Linked DNA regions of Homo sapiens: region 1 is linked to region 2. The links are chromatin loops, found by intact Hi-C in ENCODE. Cell type or tissue: CD14-positive monocyte. All regions are shown on one strand. Links, peaks and the distances in the headings refer to the core of each region. The heading gives the core; the rest is flanking DNA.

Evidence for each region. Peaks named below come from ENCODE experiments on the same cell type or tissue, not always from the same donor. Only the 100,000 strongest peaks of a DNase experiment are listed, where the experiment ranks them.
Region 1: it touches region 2 in a loop (6-fold over the local background); 1 of 110 quality-filtered maps calls a loop at or near these places.

The regions. Positions count from the first base shown.
Region 1 is chr12:93,772,055-93,774,967 of GRCh38, reverse strand. The region is part of intron 2 of CRADD (CARD and death domain containing adaptor protein); the gene reads right to left. Among named protein-coding and RNA genes, the nearest start is that of CRADD-AS1, 36 kb to the right of the region's middle. In CD14-positive monocyte, for the core only: no CTCF peak of the experiment used is centred there; a DNase peak (open chromatin) is centred at 1,747; H3K27ac peaks cover 1,922 bases.
Region 2 is chr12:94,171,880-94,174,792 of GRCh38, reverse strand. All of the region lies in intron 2 of PLXNC1 (plexin C1), which reads right to left. All of the region lies in intron 1 of PLXNC1-AS1 (PLXNC1 antisense RNA 1), which reads left to right. Among named protein-coding and RNA genes, the nearest start is that of PLXNC1-AS1, 3.1 kb to the left of the region's middle. In CD14-positive monocyte, for the core only: no CTCF peak of the experiment used is centred there; DNase peaks (open chromatin) are centred at 962, 1,652 and 2,542; H3K4me3 peaks cover 1,788 bases; H3K27ac peaks cover 2,500 bases.

The sequences.
Region 1 (2,913 bases), core at 264-2,763, 400 kb after region 2:
ATCCATTCTTCAAGACCCTGCCTCCATAAAGCTTTCCTTATGCCCTCTCCCTCCCCACCCTAGCAGCTGGTCCCTTCCACCTTGTTGCTTCCTTGCTCCTCATTTCATTTAGTAATTATTGTGTAAATATTTGACACCTTCCTTAGGCTGTGAACATCTTGCTCATCATTGCATCCATATCACCTTGGATGATTTGTTACACATAGGAGGGGACTAAAGAAAAGCTATTTAAACACATGAGTGAGTGAGTGAAGATTAATTTTCACTCTCAGTACAAATTACTGAGAAGCTGTAGAGCCTCCAGCCCTGAGGGTATATCTACCCTAAAATACCAAACCTCTTCTTCCCCAAAGAAAACTGAAGTCTAGCTATCATGATCAGAATAACATCCTTAACCCCCCTCCCACCTCCTAACCCATCTTCACATTCCAAAAGGCAAGGGCAACCCTATGGCAGAAAACAATGATATTTTAAATAATTAAATGCAGAATAAACAGCAGCATTTGGGGAAAGTGGGTTCAAGTTCTGGTCCTGCCACTAAACAGCTGGATGATCTTGCATTGGCCACTAAATTCCTCAAGCCCTCAGGCTCCTCATCTATAAAAGAAGGGGTAAAATCTCTATCACTTCCAAGGCCCCCATCAGCTCTAATACTCTAGGAATCTATGAAGAAGAAAATTCATTTCATTTTTCTTCCTTTCATTTATTCAACAAGTATTACTATATGTTTGTGGTGAACTACATAGTGATGGACTATGTGTTTATTAAACAAATCCATTTTGGTTTTCTCTTAAGCACAAATTTCCCAGGTTCACTTGAAAGTAGCTATGGTGGCCAGAAACAGTGGCTCATGCCTGTAATCCTAGCACTTCAGGAGGCTGAGGTGGGTGGATCACTTGAGCCCAGGAGTTCAAGACCAGCCTGGGCAACAAGGTGAAACCCCATCTCTACAAAAAAAAAAAAAAAATTAGCCAGGTGGAGTGGTGCACACCTGTAGTCCCAGCTACTTGGGAGGCTGAGGAAGGAGGATCGATTGAGCCCAGGTGGTCAAGCCTGATCACACCATTGCACTAGAGCCTGGACAACCACACCACTGCACTAGAGCCTGGACAACAGAACAAGACCCTGTCTCAAAAAAAAAAAAAAAAAAAAAACTCACAAAGTAGGTATGGCTATGAGTTCTAGCCAATGTAATCTGAGTGGAAGCAATGTGCCCTACCTCCAGCCTGGCCTTCTGCACAATCCATGTTCACTCTCTCCCGTCTCCTGCCAGCCAGAGACAGATGATTCAATGAGGGTTCCAAGGCCTTAGAAAATGACAAGGCCACTAGATGAAAGATATCTGGGTCCCTGAATGTCTGCATGAAGCAAAGCCCTCCTCTTTCTTCCAGCAGGAAATAACCTGTATTAGTCTGTTTCACACTGCTGATACAGACATACCCAAGACTGGGAAGTTTACAAAAGACATTTAATGGACTTACCGTTCCATGTGGTGGGGAGGCTTCACAATCATGGCAGAAGGTGAAAGGCACACCTCACATGGCAGCAGACCAGATGAGAGCTTGTGCAGGGAAACTCCCCCTTATATAATCATCAGATCCCGTGAGACTCATTCGTCACCACCAGAACAGCACAGGAAAGGCCTGCCCCCATGATTCAACTACCTCCCACTGGGTCCCTCCCACAACATGTGGGAATTCAAGATGAGATGTGAGTGGGGACACAGTCAAACCACATCATAACCTAAGTTAAACCACTGAGATTTGGAGTTCTTTGTTACAGCAGAGAGCCTACTCTGACTTACGTAAGACATATTGCATATATACTGTCATGTTTAACCCTCTTAACAACCTGACTGGTAAATATTACTATTTATATTTTACAGATGAGGAAATTGAGTCTCAGTGAAGGGAAGTAACTTGCTCAACATCATACTGCTTCAAAGTGGCACAGGCAACATTTGAACCTATGCATCTCTAACTCCAAAGTTCATCTTCTTTATTTTTTGGGAGATGATTGCTACCAAAGCTCCTCTATACTTCCCTCCTTGCTTCTGGGTACCCTTCCCAGTTGCAAACAGTTCCTGCAGGTGCCGCTCCTACATAAATACACTTGCTACTGAGAAGCAGTGCAGGGCACGATCAGCAGGCCTAGCTAGGAAACCAGAGGCAAAGGAAGGCCAGAACCAGGCTTTGCTGTCCAGTCCAACCCTGGATCTGACTCAATCAGTCTGTGAACAGTAGAAGATAAAAGCTCCTACTAAGCCCATATCTTCAGAAATATCAATAATATGCTCTAGGAAATAATCCAGAGATGACTATACTATTTTAATTTTCCCTTAAAAGAGTCAATCTAACATCATTAAGAGTGATATTTAAATGCTAATTGAAAAAGCACTGTTCCCATATCTCTAGACAAGTATTTGCATGTTAATTAATTCTGGGGATAAGAAGACCGGCTTCCAATATGAGGTGTCAGAAGAGAGAGTTTCTTTGCAGAGGAAGATAAAAGGCTATGGCATAGACATAATTAAATTACCTGACTTCAAGAGTTCTAAAAAGAAATAAGCAATCCTTTGCAATGCAAATTCATATTGCCTCTTTTGTAAAGGGCACATTCTAATGAAAGAACCAAAATATAGATTTCCAACTTCAATACTCTTTTAATGTAGTGCCCTCATCACAGATCAAAATGGCTTTTACCAGAACAGTGGCTAACGAGCTCATAAAGACTGTCAATATGGGAGACAGAAACCTAATGCCCTAGAAGCCAATAAACCACAAACACACTCTGAACAGTCACAAAGGATGTCAACTTGATTTTTTCAAACAACAAACCATTTCTTTTTAAAAGGAGTCATGCAAATTAGTACAAACTCACAAACCACAGACTCAGAATGATGGCCATTAGGCT
Region 2 (2,913 bases), core at 290-2,789:
TGACACTTCCTCCTGTTTTAACTTTTTGGTCTGTTAGCTCAGTCATCCCCACCACCACCACCACTTCCGGTCCCAGGTCCTGTTCTAGGTTCCCCAAGTTCTCCTATTCCTTATTTGAACATCTTCTGGGTATATAGTACAGCTTGCCTTTACAAAAGATTTTTTTCTCTGACATTCATTCAAAAACTTCAATAACCAGAGTCAAGGCAGACTCTTTAGGCAGTACAGAGTTTTTGCTTCTGTTTGAATTCAGACAGAACTTTTTGGAACCGGTTTAATTTTGCTGTGATTTGAATAAACGAAATCCCTGAGTGGCGCCGTGTGCAGTGGCTCATGCCTGTAATCCCAGCTCTTTGGAAGGCCGAGGTGGGAGGATCTCTTGAGCCTAGGAGTTTGAGACCAGCCTGGGCAACATGGCAAAACCCTGTCCATACAAAAAAATTAGCCAGGTGTGGGGGCACAGGTCTGTAGTCCCAGCTACTCAAGAGGCTGAGGTGGGAGGATCGCTTAAGCCTGGGAGACAGAGGTTGTAGTGAGCCGAGACTGCACCACTGCACTCCAGCCTGGGCAACAGAGCCAGACCTTGGCTCAAAAAAGAAAAAAAAATAAACAAAAGAAAGCCATTAAGTGGGAGTAGAGGGCCACATAGGTAACCAGTCTGAGCCCAAGCACATAGGAAATACCTCAAGACTGGATATGGGGACAGGATAGAGCTATGTGATATAGCTTCCTGTATCCTGAACCCTACTGCAGTCCCTGGGAGGTCGGGGAGACACTAGTCTTTACTGCTGACACCATTCAAAACAGCAACTTGAATACAGAATTCCTACCTTTCCTACAAAGGAGCCCACTGGGGTAAAGCTGGGGCCCCAAAGGAGATTCAGAGACCCCCGTGGACTACGCGCAGCTCAGAGAGGAGCGGGCTCTGCACTCAGCTGGGTTGCCAGGAAGCCATCCCCAAATAGGAACAAACTAAACCACAGGGTTCTCGGCCCCTTCTTATGAAACCTCAAACATCTGCATCTTGGTATCAACCCTTATACCCCAGTATTAGAAAGAAATATAACAAAAACCAGCTCTCAAACTCTACTAAGCTCTGTAAGAGTTAATGCAGTTTAGTTGGGGGATAGAAGCTCGGGCTCTGGGACAGATTATTTTGGTTCAGAGCACCTTGAAAAAGATACCTAACCTCTCGAGGCCTCAGGTTTTTTCATTTATAAAGTGGGGATGGTGAGAGTATTGACTGGTAAGGATTAAACCAGTTAACCCGTGCAGATGCTGGTTCTAATGCCCAGCACACAGGAAGAGCTCAGAAATGTTAGCGATTATTCTTCCTTGCCCATTGCCTTCTTATCTTTTATGCTTACACGAAGGTTAATGGGCATGCATAAAGTTACAAATTTCAAATTTCATGCATATTCTGTTATTACTTACTTTACCACCTGGAAAAGCTCAAAATATGCAATTCTGCCTTTGAAATAAGGACAATTTTCTATGGGCAACAGAGTCAGCTCAAAGGAATCCAAACCACATGATAGGCTGTACTATAATCTGGAGAAAGACTCGGTGTGTGTTTACAGAAATGCATACATTGTGCAACACGTGCAGTGTGAATTCCCCAAAGCTGAGTTCAGTGTGACCATACTTTTCAGCTGATCTCAGTGGAGATGCTGACGACTGAAAAAAACCCGGCATGCAATCATGTTCCGAAAAGAAGCAGGATGGGGAAATAACTGCGGGGGTGACTAGACATAACTCACCTCACGACCATGGGACGGTACACCGATAAAATAAAAGAGCAGATTAGATGCTCTCAAAGGACCCTTTGAGCTCTAAATTCCTTCTATTTCCCCAAAATCTTATAAAGGGACTTAGGTCTATAGGCAAGAGAAGGAGGACAGTAAAGGTACTGGCATACTGTAGCCTTTAGTTTCTTCACAGATTATCAGTGAAATCTTACCTTTGGAGGTAATGCCGTCTTCCTTGGAAAATGCATGTCTTTAAAGATACTTTAAAAGTGATCCAGTATCTTAGCTTAAGTTCAAAATAATGTACCCAAATAATAGAATATGATATAGTTATTTAAAAATACTTTTTACAAAGGGTTTGCAATAACATTTTAATGTAAGCATTTTCCCTCACTAACTGAAGAAAAGGATGCAAAACCTGACCTCAACTACATAAATAGAGAATCCAAAATGCTGACAGCAGTTGCTTCTGCATGACATGATTAGGGGTAATTTTTTCTTTGTTGTCCTCTCACCCCCGACGACTCTGCAACTTTTTACATGAGCATATATTACCTTTACAATAAGGAAAAATTATTTAAATAACATGAGGCTTAAAATTGCACCAAATTATATTAAAACTCACAGGATTTGCAGAGATTTAAGAAGTCAGGTTTTTACTGGTGGTGGTAAAAAACAGCAGTTGGGCCCCAATTGCTGTTTCCTGACTCTCATTCAACAAGGTATACACAACAGTGCCTGGCACATGTCAAAATGCCGTCAACTCATGATCACTCAGAAACTGATGAGTCAGGCTGTGGCTGATCCAAGCCCTCTTTCTTCTCCTCCTCCTACTGTCTGCGTTGGGTTGAGTTTTGTTTTTTGCCGCTCATTAGTTCCCCCACGCTGTGGCTTAAGGAGCCAAGCTTGTGTCTATCAGTGTTCATCCTTTCTAACAGTTCTGGTGACAAGCCTTGGCAAGGGAGAAGCTGAAAGCTTCTGAATAAAGGGATTTGAGGATTATCGGTAGTTTCCAAATCATCCACACGATCCTGGGTCTTCAGGATTCTGGGTAAATTCAGGGGCTACATCCAAGAATCTGTACACAGGATACAGGGGAGAGGCTTGGGCATTACTGAGCTGCCCTAGGGAGCCTGGTGGGGCAAGTCAGCTCAAGTTCATCCCT